2 separate regions of the Mus musculus genome follow, and region 2 is linked to region 1. Evidence: chromatin loops called from intact Hi-C (ENCODE). Cell type or tissue: left cerebral cortex. All regions are shown on one strand. Links, peaks and the distances in the headings refer to the core of each region. The heading gives the core; the rest is flanking DNA. Region 1 holds the start of Set (SET nuclear oncogene). Region 2 holds the start of Miga2 (mitoguardin 2).

Evidence for each region. A loop is a pair of places that touch in the nucleus more often than their neighbours do. Peaks named below come from ENCODE experiments on the same cell type or tissue, not always from the same donor. Only the 100,000 strongest peaks of a DNase experiment are listed, where the experiment ranks them.
Region 2: a loop joins it to region 1, with 8 times the contacts of the local background. A loop is called at or near these places in 1 of 42 quality-filtered maps.

What each region holds. Positions count from the first base shown.
Region 1 is chr2:30,063,862-30,068,242 of GRCm38, forward strand. It overlaps Set (SET nuclear oncogene), which reads left to right and starts at 2,613. Exons shown (of 8, transcript NM_001204875.1): 1 at 2,613-3,032. The coding sequence starts at 2,960. In left cerebral cortex, for the core only: no CTCF peak of the experiment used is centred there; DNase peaks (open chromatin) are centred at 2,483 and 3,345; H3K4me3 peaks cover 2,313 bases; H3K27ac peaks cover 1,642 bases.
Region 2 is chr2:30,360,904-30,365,284 of GRCm38, forward strand. It overlaps Miga2 (mitoguardin 2), which reads left to right and starts at 3,330. Exons shown (of 16, transcript NM_001242407.1): 1 at 3,330-3,402. In left cerebral cortex, for the core only: CTCF peaks have their summits at 1,508 (motif pointing left) and 2,170 (motif pointing left); DNase peaks (open chromatin) are centred at 3,225, 3,794 and 4,211; H3K4me3 peaks cover 1,561 bases; H3K27ac peaks cover 1,229 bases.

The DNA.
Region 1 (4,381 bases), core at 176-4,175:
TGCACCCATGCCCAGCGCCCCCCCCCCCCTTCTGCTTTGATTTCCCTTAGTATGCTCCTTGTATTCATCTTGAAGTTCAGGGCCCAATCAGAGGAAGGCCCCGTGGGTCTTCTGTAGATTTATGCTGTGGTCACAGGCACCAACCCTTGGACCAGACGTTGTGGTTGAAAAAAACTTCAGTTTTCAGAGCAAGCTTCTTTCTACCTGGGAGTGGCCCATTAAGTCAGTCTATCTAGGCTTGTAGGTAAAAAAAGGAAAGAGATTGGAGAAGTGGTGGTTCAGTGCTTAAGAGCACATTGGCCTTGCCAGGGACCTGGATTTAGTTTCTAGTACTGCAGTGGTGGCTCCCAGCTTCGGCTCCAGGAGGATCCTCTTCTGGCCTTTGCACATAGCACAGTTAAATACTACAGACAAAACACTCTTCTGGGTAAAAAGTAATTTTTAAATTGTTTGTGTAATACAAAGAGAAAGAAACAGACATTCTTGGTGGGTTGGTTTGTTTCCCCCACCCCCCACCCCCCCCGTGGGTGTGCGCCAAGACTTGATGTCAGCTCTTGTCTCTTAAGCCACATTTAAGACATTAGGGGTTTGGGGAGTGAAGAGCAGAAGTTCAAGGCCATCCTTTTCTAGTTCCACTCCCCACCTCCCAACCCCCAGAAAAAGAAAATAACTGGTTTATGTTGGTTCCTTCTCTTGTAAAGTTGAGTTGCCGGTGGGGCTGCCTGGCAGATGACAGTTTATCAGGCACTAGACCTGGGGATCCATTCCCATTACTTAACCCAGTTTAGTTTATCTGTAAAATATACTTAGTATCTTGTTTTGGAAGAGTTTGAGGCAGGGGTCGTGGCTGAGTGATAGGGAACTTGCCTCTTAGGATCCAAGCCCTGTTTTTTAACCCTAAGATTATCTGTAAAAGTTACTTTGTATCTTATGAGGGTTACAGGAAAATACAGCCAAATGCAGCAGGAGCCTAGGGTAGTGATTTGGTATGGGAGTGCTAAGGGCTAATGCTCTAGCCCTTTTACTTTTAGACACTTAGACACTGTAGCCCAGGCTAGCCTCTGCCTCAGCCTAAGTCCTTGTTTTGTTTGTGGAATTTCTTTGCTACTGTGTGCCAGGACCTCACAGGGCTATCAGGAATCATTCCTGGTGAAGGCATCACCTGAGTTTTAGCAAATGTTAGTCACAGTTTATAGCTCTCCTTTTTGTCAGACCGTTCCCTCTTTAAGAAGCCTGTCCACAGTTGCCTGTGTTGGAGGTCTCTAGGCTTGGGAGCTGTGTGGGTTAGAGGTCCTTAGAGGTTGTCGCCAGATTTAAGCTTACCAATTGCAACAGATGAGTGCAATTAATTCACCGACTTGAGCATAAGGTGCACCACCAGGAAGGCCTAGCTGAATTTCCTGGAGTTGAGATGGAAACTTGGAGGAGCACATTTGTATTCTCTCACCATGGACTGTATATATATATATATATATATATATATATATATATATATATATATATATATATATATATGATGTATTTTACATTTATTGTCTACCCACCATGAATGACTTGACTTAAAGCCACATTGCTTTATGTATAAGAGCTGATAATAAAACGGGAATACTGAGAGTATGGATAGTTCAAGCTCTAGTGGTAGAGGAACCAGGTAGAGAGCTTTCTGGATTTCCAGGACCACGTGTTGGGATCCAGGTAGACAGAGAACTATCTTTTCAAGTCCTGAAAAACAGTGTTTAACCATTAAATCCCTCCGACATAGTGCTTAAGGACTTTTTAATAATCTAAAGCTGTTTTTGTTTGTTTGTTTGTTTGTTTTACTGTTTTAGCCTTTGACTTTTAAACATTTCCCCATTTGTCATCACCAAAAATGTGCTTCCCTCACCACTGAGATCAGGACACCTGTACGAAGTTGAGCAGAAGGACCTGTGGCAGAAAGGTCCTTCCTACAGTCAGAGAACTTTCCTGTGGTTCTTTTGAGTGTGAATATGTAACAGATTTTTAAAAATTCAGAACCGAGGGCAGAGGCTTGAATTGGCCCATGCATAAACCCGGTCCCGCGTGTAAACTGGATAGAGGAACTGCTTGCGTGTGGCTCTGCACAGCAGCCTAGAGTTTGAGTCCCCAGCTTCTCCATCTAGAAAAAAATGAAGGTGCCCGGGTGCAGAACTCAGGCGCCTGATTGTAGCCAGGGTACTCCTAAGGCCTGTACTTTTGAGGGGCTGCGCGCGCCCCCTCTCCAGAGCCCCCAGCCGCCCCGCTAAGGGAAGCCACTGAGCCACCACGTGATGGAGTATTGGGGAACGGAGGCCCCGCCTCTCAAGTCACCGCGCGGCGCGCAAATGTCCCGGGTCGGCTGGAGAAGGGGAGAGCGGGGGAGGGGAGCACCGCGCGGGGGCAGGACCATGCGTCGCTGAGCCGCTTCCTCCCGCCTCTCGTCCAGGCCCCAGTGTCCCCACCGCCGCCGCCGCCACCCGCCACGGCCCCGCCCCCTGCCCCGCGGCCGCGGCCAATCGCTGTACGGCGCGAGCCTCTCCGGCCGGGGGCGGGACTTGCGCAGGCCCGGCGCGCCTGCGCTCTGCGGCCTGCCCCTCGCCGGGAAGAGGAGGAGGTGGTGGTGGAGGAGGTGGAGGAGGAGGAGGAGGCGGCTCAGGGCAATCCAGAAGCGAGCCGGAGCGCGGGGCGCGAGTCGAGGAGCCCAGCCGAGCCGCCGCCGCCTCCCCGCCTTCAGCGAGAGCCCCGGCCGGGGGCTCGCCACAACGCGCCCGGGCCTGCCTCCGCGTCAGGCCCCGCGGGCAGTGCCAGGCAGCCAGGGGGAGGGCAGGCAAGTGAGCGCCGGGAGGAGGCGGCCGGAGCGAGCGGGCGCCGCGCGTGTGGCGTGAGGGGAAGCCGCTGGCCGCCCCCTTGGCCGTCCCTTCGCTCCCCCTCCCCGCTCCCCGCCCCGATCGCGGAGGGCACCATGTCTGCGCCGACGGCCAAAGCCAGTAAAAAGGAGCTCAACTCCAATCACGACGGGGCCGACGAGACCTCAGGTGAGGACCGGGCGCGGCGGGGGCCCGGCCGCGCCGCCATCTTTCGGCCCGGACCGCGGGGCTGCGGGGGGCGCGCGGGGGCCGGAGAGCCGGCGCCTTTTTTGTGTGCGGCCCGGGACCGGGGGGCCGGGGTGGCGCCGTGGCGGTGAGCGGTGCGGCCGAGGCGGGGGCGCTGCGGCCTGCGCGGCGGGCGGAGACCCCCCCTTCCCCCCGCCCGCGCTCTCCTCCCCCTCCCTCCCTCCCGAGAAGCCTCTCTTTATTGTGCTCCGCCATGATGCCTCGCTCCCATCAGCCGCCACCGCCGCCACATGGTGCGGCCGGACGCAGCCTTGCGGCCGGGCCTCTAGTGCCGCCCTGCTTCCCGCCCTGAGCCGGCGCTACCGCGGAACCGGGAACCGGGGTTTGGGGCGGGGTAGGGGCGCGGAGCCGGCGGGAGGATGCTCCAGGCTGCGCGGGTTGCGCACCCCACGTGGGGCAGCCACACTCGGGCGCGCCGGGGGTGCGAGGAATCTGGCCCCGAGGCCGTATGATGCAGGGGCTTCAGGGGCCTTTAGGACGCCTAGCCCTCGCCTGGAGGGTCGTTTCGAGCCCAGGACAGCTGCAGAGCCCGGGCTGGTTACCGGAAATGAGACGCGCGATCGGGCCCCTTCACGCCCACTTGGCTTTGTAAAAGCCTTCACAACCCTCGGACAAAAGGGCACGAAATAGGAGCACACCCCCTCTCCTTTTTATGGCTCCAAGTTTTTGAGTAGGGTTTTCCCACGAAGTGTCCTGAAATACTGCACGGCCGTATATGATGACCAATCTCATCAAGAATGGGTTGAAGGAGTAAGGTCAGGTTTACATTCTAAGTCTGAGAAGACGACTCCGGGAAGTTTGGTGACTAACTGGTCTTTGTCGGTGTATATTGATAATCATAACAAATTGAGAGCACTTTAAATTTTTTTAAAGCAGTTATAACAGTTGATAGTATCCTAATTTGTTTTATGGCCATGGACTAGTTTCCACACTAAGTGGCAGCTGGCACTGGCACCCTTTCTCTTACAATTGTATAATATTAGTAATAAACATGAAAAATTCTTGAATGAGGTGAAGCCTCTCATTCACCTTTAATAATGAAGGCCAATGATTGCACCTTTGTAACGAACGAAACTCTTTGAAAAGTAATCCAGGAGTGAAGCATTTTTCCGAGTAGCGGAGTAGATGCCTTAATTTGTGAATGGTAGGGTAATGAGAAAGTAATTCTCAACTGCGTGCTCGAACACGTGGGGAGCATGCTTTGTGGTGAGCTTCACTGTTGCAGTTCCCATCCTGGGATCAGGAAGAGGAGCTTGTAATTAGTGTTGAGT
Region 2 (4,381 bases), core at 281-4,280, 300 kb after region 1:
CCCTGTCTACATCCTTAGCCGTTTTAAAACATGGGAAATCTGATTAGTCCTTGTCACCCCACCACTGTGCGATAGTGCTCTAATATCAGTCGTCTTCTCTGCCTGTCCCTTGTCCCCCTGTCCCCTGCCACTGTCTTTCCCTTTCCATCACTTTCCCTTTATTTGAACTTTGTCTCTGGTCCCTCTCTCAATTCCTCTCATCATCCTCTCTGGGACTCTGCTTCTAGACATTTACCTGTTTCTTCTGCCAAGGCCTGGTGATAGATAATGCAGGGCCACTAAACTAAGGACAGGCCCTATTGCTTCCTCATCTGGCTGAGAGAAGGATGGACAGGACAGAGAGCTCACAGGCAGGGAGAAGGCTCTCAAGCCAAGCATGAGCCTTCTTAGTTGGGAGGTTCGTAATGACTATTCCTGGTTGTCAACTTACTATATAGAGACTACCCTTACGTTCCGTGACTCTAGAGAACCCTGGCTAATACAAGGTCGAAGTTCGTGTTTCTGCCAGGTGGAGAAAATGGGCTGCTCTAGGACATGAGCATGGCCTGACCTTGAGTGCGGTCGCTCAGTCCCCGGAAGGCAGGAGGACGTCCTGCTTCTACTGCTTCCCCTGTGGCTCAGGGAAGAGGATTTGGTGCCTGACTCCATCTGTTCTTGCTCCTGCTTCAAAGATTCATCTTTTTTTTAAAAAGATTTATTTATTTTTATTATATAGAAGTACAGTGTAGCTGTCTTCAGACACTCCAGAGGAGGGAGTCAGATCTCATTACGGATGGTTGTGAGCCACCATGTGGTTGCTGGGATTTGAACTCAGAACCTTCGGAAGAGCAGTCAGTGCTCTTAACCGCTAAGCCATCTCTCCAGCCCCCAGCAAGCACTTTTAAACCACTGAGCTATCTCTCCAACCCTTCAAAATTTGTTTGTTTCTCTTCTCCTTCTCCTTCTCCTTCTCCTTCTCCTTCTTCTTCTTCCTCTTCCTCTTCCTCCTCTTCCTCCTTCTCCTCCTCTTCCTCTTCTTCTTCCTCCTCCTCCTCCTCCTCTTCTTCTTCCTCCCCCTCTTCTTCCTCCTCTTCCTCTTCAGTCAGGGTCTCACTATGTAGCCTTGGCTACTATACAGACTGGGCTGGCCTAGAACTCACTGAGATTCACATGCTCCTGCCTTCCCAGTCCTGGGATTAAAGGTGTACATCACCACACCTGTCAAAATCTCAGCTTTGGGCTGGAGAGATGGCTCAGTGGTCAAGAGTACTGACAGACTGCTCCTCTGAAAGGTCCTGAGTTCAACTCCCAGCAACCACATGGTGGCTCACAACCATCTGTAATGAGATCTGATGCCCTCTTCTGGTGTGTCTGAAGTCAGCTACAGTGTACTCGTATACATAAAATAACTAAATAATATTAAATAGGGCTGGAGAGATGGCTCAGTGGTTAAGAACACCGACTTCTCTTCCGAAGGTCCTGAGTTCAAACCCCAGCAACCACATGGTGCCTCACGACCATCCTTAATGAGATCTGACGCCCTCTTCTGGTGTGTCTGAAGACAGCTACAGTGTACTTAGATATAATAATAATAAAAAAATCTTTAAAAAAATAATATTAAGTGAAAACCTCATCTTTTCACCCAGAGCTGTTCCTCAGCTGGTCCCTTTGCTTTGTCATCTGTCTGTGCAGGGGTGAACCTGAGCCATCTGGGTGTTTGTTCAGGCATCTGGGTGTTGTCCTAAGAGCAGGCGGGGCCCAGATATGTGGAGTTTGAAAATAAAACAAAACAAAACAAAAAACTTCAGGAGACTGCCAGTCTCCTACCACTGACCTAACATTAACAGGCTCTGTAACTACACACTGGTAACTCACAAGCCCCAAGTGTCTGTGTTCACAGTCTTGTATGCGAAATTGTTCCTCTTTACTCTGTACTTACCAGGATCTGTCTGTAGCTGGCCATAGTGACCATTCAGACAGCATCCAGCTCTGTCCTGTTAAAGCCATTTATAATTGCATGTCTTTATTCAGTAACTCACACTGGCTGAAAAGGATCAGTAACTGGAGGCTGGAGAGATGGCTCAATTGGTAAGCCCAGTGTATTGTTCTTGCAGAGAACTAGGGTTCAATTCCCAGCACCCACAGAATTCCTCTCAGTTGTAACTCCAGTTCCAGGCGATCAGAGGTCGCCCTCTTCTGGCCTATATAGGCACTACTTGCACCTTTTACCAAAAAAGTTCACTTTGGCCTTTATTTTTTTCCCCTGATATTCAAATAATAATTATTTACTAATTTAGAATTTGGATGTAGCTGGGCAGAGTTTCACATGCTTGTATATAATTCCAACACTTCGCCGGGCAGTGGTGGTGCACGCCTTTAATCCCAGCTCTTGGGAGGCAGAGGCAGGCAGATTTCTGAGTTCGAGGCCAGTCTGGTCAACAAAGTGAGTTCCAGGACAGCCAGGGCTACACAGAGAAACCCTGTCTCGAAAAAGAAAGAAAGAAAGAGAGAGAGAGAGAGAGAGAGAGAGAGAGAGAGAAACCCAAAAAACCAAACCAACCAACCAAACAAACAAAAAAAACCCCAATAATTCCAGCACTTCAGGCGATTGGAGGCAGGAGGATCAAGAATTCAAGATCAGCGGGCAGTGCGGTGGTGACACCTGGCTTTAATCCCAACAGAGGGCAGGAGTTCCAGGACAGCCTGGGCTACACAAAAAAAAAATCGCCTCAGAAAATAACAAAACAAAACAAAAAAAACCAAAAACCAACCCAACCAACCAAAACCCCAAACCAAACCAAACTAAAAAACAAACATACAAAACCTGCTAGTCTCCAAAGCATAGATCCTTTAGGAACCCTGTCTCAAAAAAAAAAAAAAAAAAAAAAAAAAAAAAAAAAAATCCAAAACCAAGAAACCAAACCAAACCATGCATAAATAAGGGTTGTAGATGTGCGTGTGCGTGCATGCGTGTGTGCCTGTTGGTGTGAGAGTATGTGTAGCGCAGGAGTTTGGTAATCAGGTGTGACATCCCAGTGACAACAACGCTGAGGACCAGCGTGTGGCAGAGACTCTCTAAGCAGCTGCTTCCCAGAAAGCCCCAGGTGTCCACTAACTCCACCGCCTTTTTAGTGTCCGTGTGTCTGTCTAATCCTAGTGACCAATCGGAGGAGAGAAGAGGACATTCCACACTGCAACCACACTTAGGGGGCGGTGCGAAAAGCGAGGGAGGCGGAGTCTGCGTGATCACGTAGCTCACCCCATTGGCCAAGGGCCTCGCCGATGCGGAGCGATATGGAGACGCTCATTGGTCAGAGCTGTGTTGGCCGGCCCGAGGCCACGCCTTCCCCATCCAGCGGCGTGGTTTGGTTGTATTGCCGCCTGGAAAGGAGACGCTGCCCTTCCCCAGCGATGGGATCCCTGGTGAGTGACGGCCACTGCGCGGGCGACCAGATCAGCAGGGCTAGAAGCGAGGCTTGCGGAGCATGGAACCCGGCCCACGCCGGGGTCTGCGATCCAGCCAGCCCGCGAAGGTGTCCAAGGTGGGATGAGTGGATCCCCTGGACCAGGCGGCTCGAGAGGATGCGTGGCTCCGTGGGTGGAACGAGAAAGGAGCTGGGTCAGAGAGGAGACTCCCGGGCCTGGAACGCTGCGAGCATCTAAAAGTATGGTCGCGGGCACCTCCCCCCCCAGGTGTGCCGGCTGTGGGCAGCGCTGTATGTGGACAGCGGTCAAGGATGTCCTAGGGAGGTCGGGGCCAAAGCAGGAAGGTCCCTGCCCAGGCTCCGCAAGGAGCAGATACTGAAGCTTGGAATATTGTTGATGTTCACTGTGGGGTTGCCCAATGCCCGGCTGCGTGGGATCCCACAGAGATGTGCAGGGGTGGGACAAACAGGACATGAGGCAGAGTGAGCTGTAGTACTGCCTGGTTCTGATAACACAGCCAGGTCAAAGTGGGACGAGAGAATGCTCAGGCCAATTAGTAGGGTTGGCTTGCACAAAAGAGGAGGGCCTGGATTGGAAAGCCGGGATATCAGGCCTAAGGTGCCAGGGTGGAGGAGCAGATAACCTACCTGCTCAAGAATGTGGAGCAGGATTGGTGGCCAGCATTAGAATAGAGAGACAGGTAGGATATGATGATGAGCTTGGACCCTTCCTTCCTCTTGGGCACAGACAAGGCTAACTGGACTCACCTGCAAACAGATGCCAGGCCTCCCCTTCCCTCTCTCCTCCTGCCTGGATCCTAGAATAGGCTCACCTCTAATACCAGGTGGCCTTCCCAGACGTTCAAGGCCCTCAGGTTTGATACAAGCAAGCAGCAGGCAATGGCTAGGGTGCTCGGCCCAGCCTCGGTCCTCATCTCTCAAAGCCTCAGTATTCCTATCCTTGCGTGCTCTGAGAA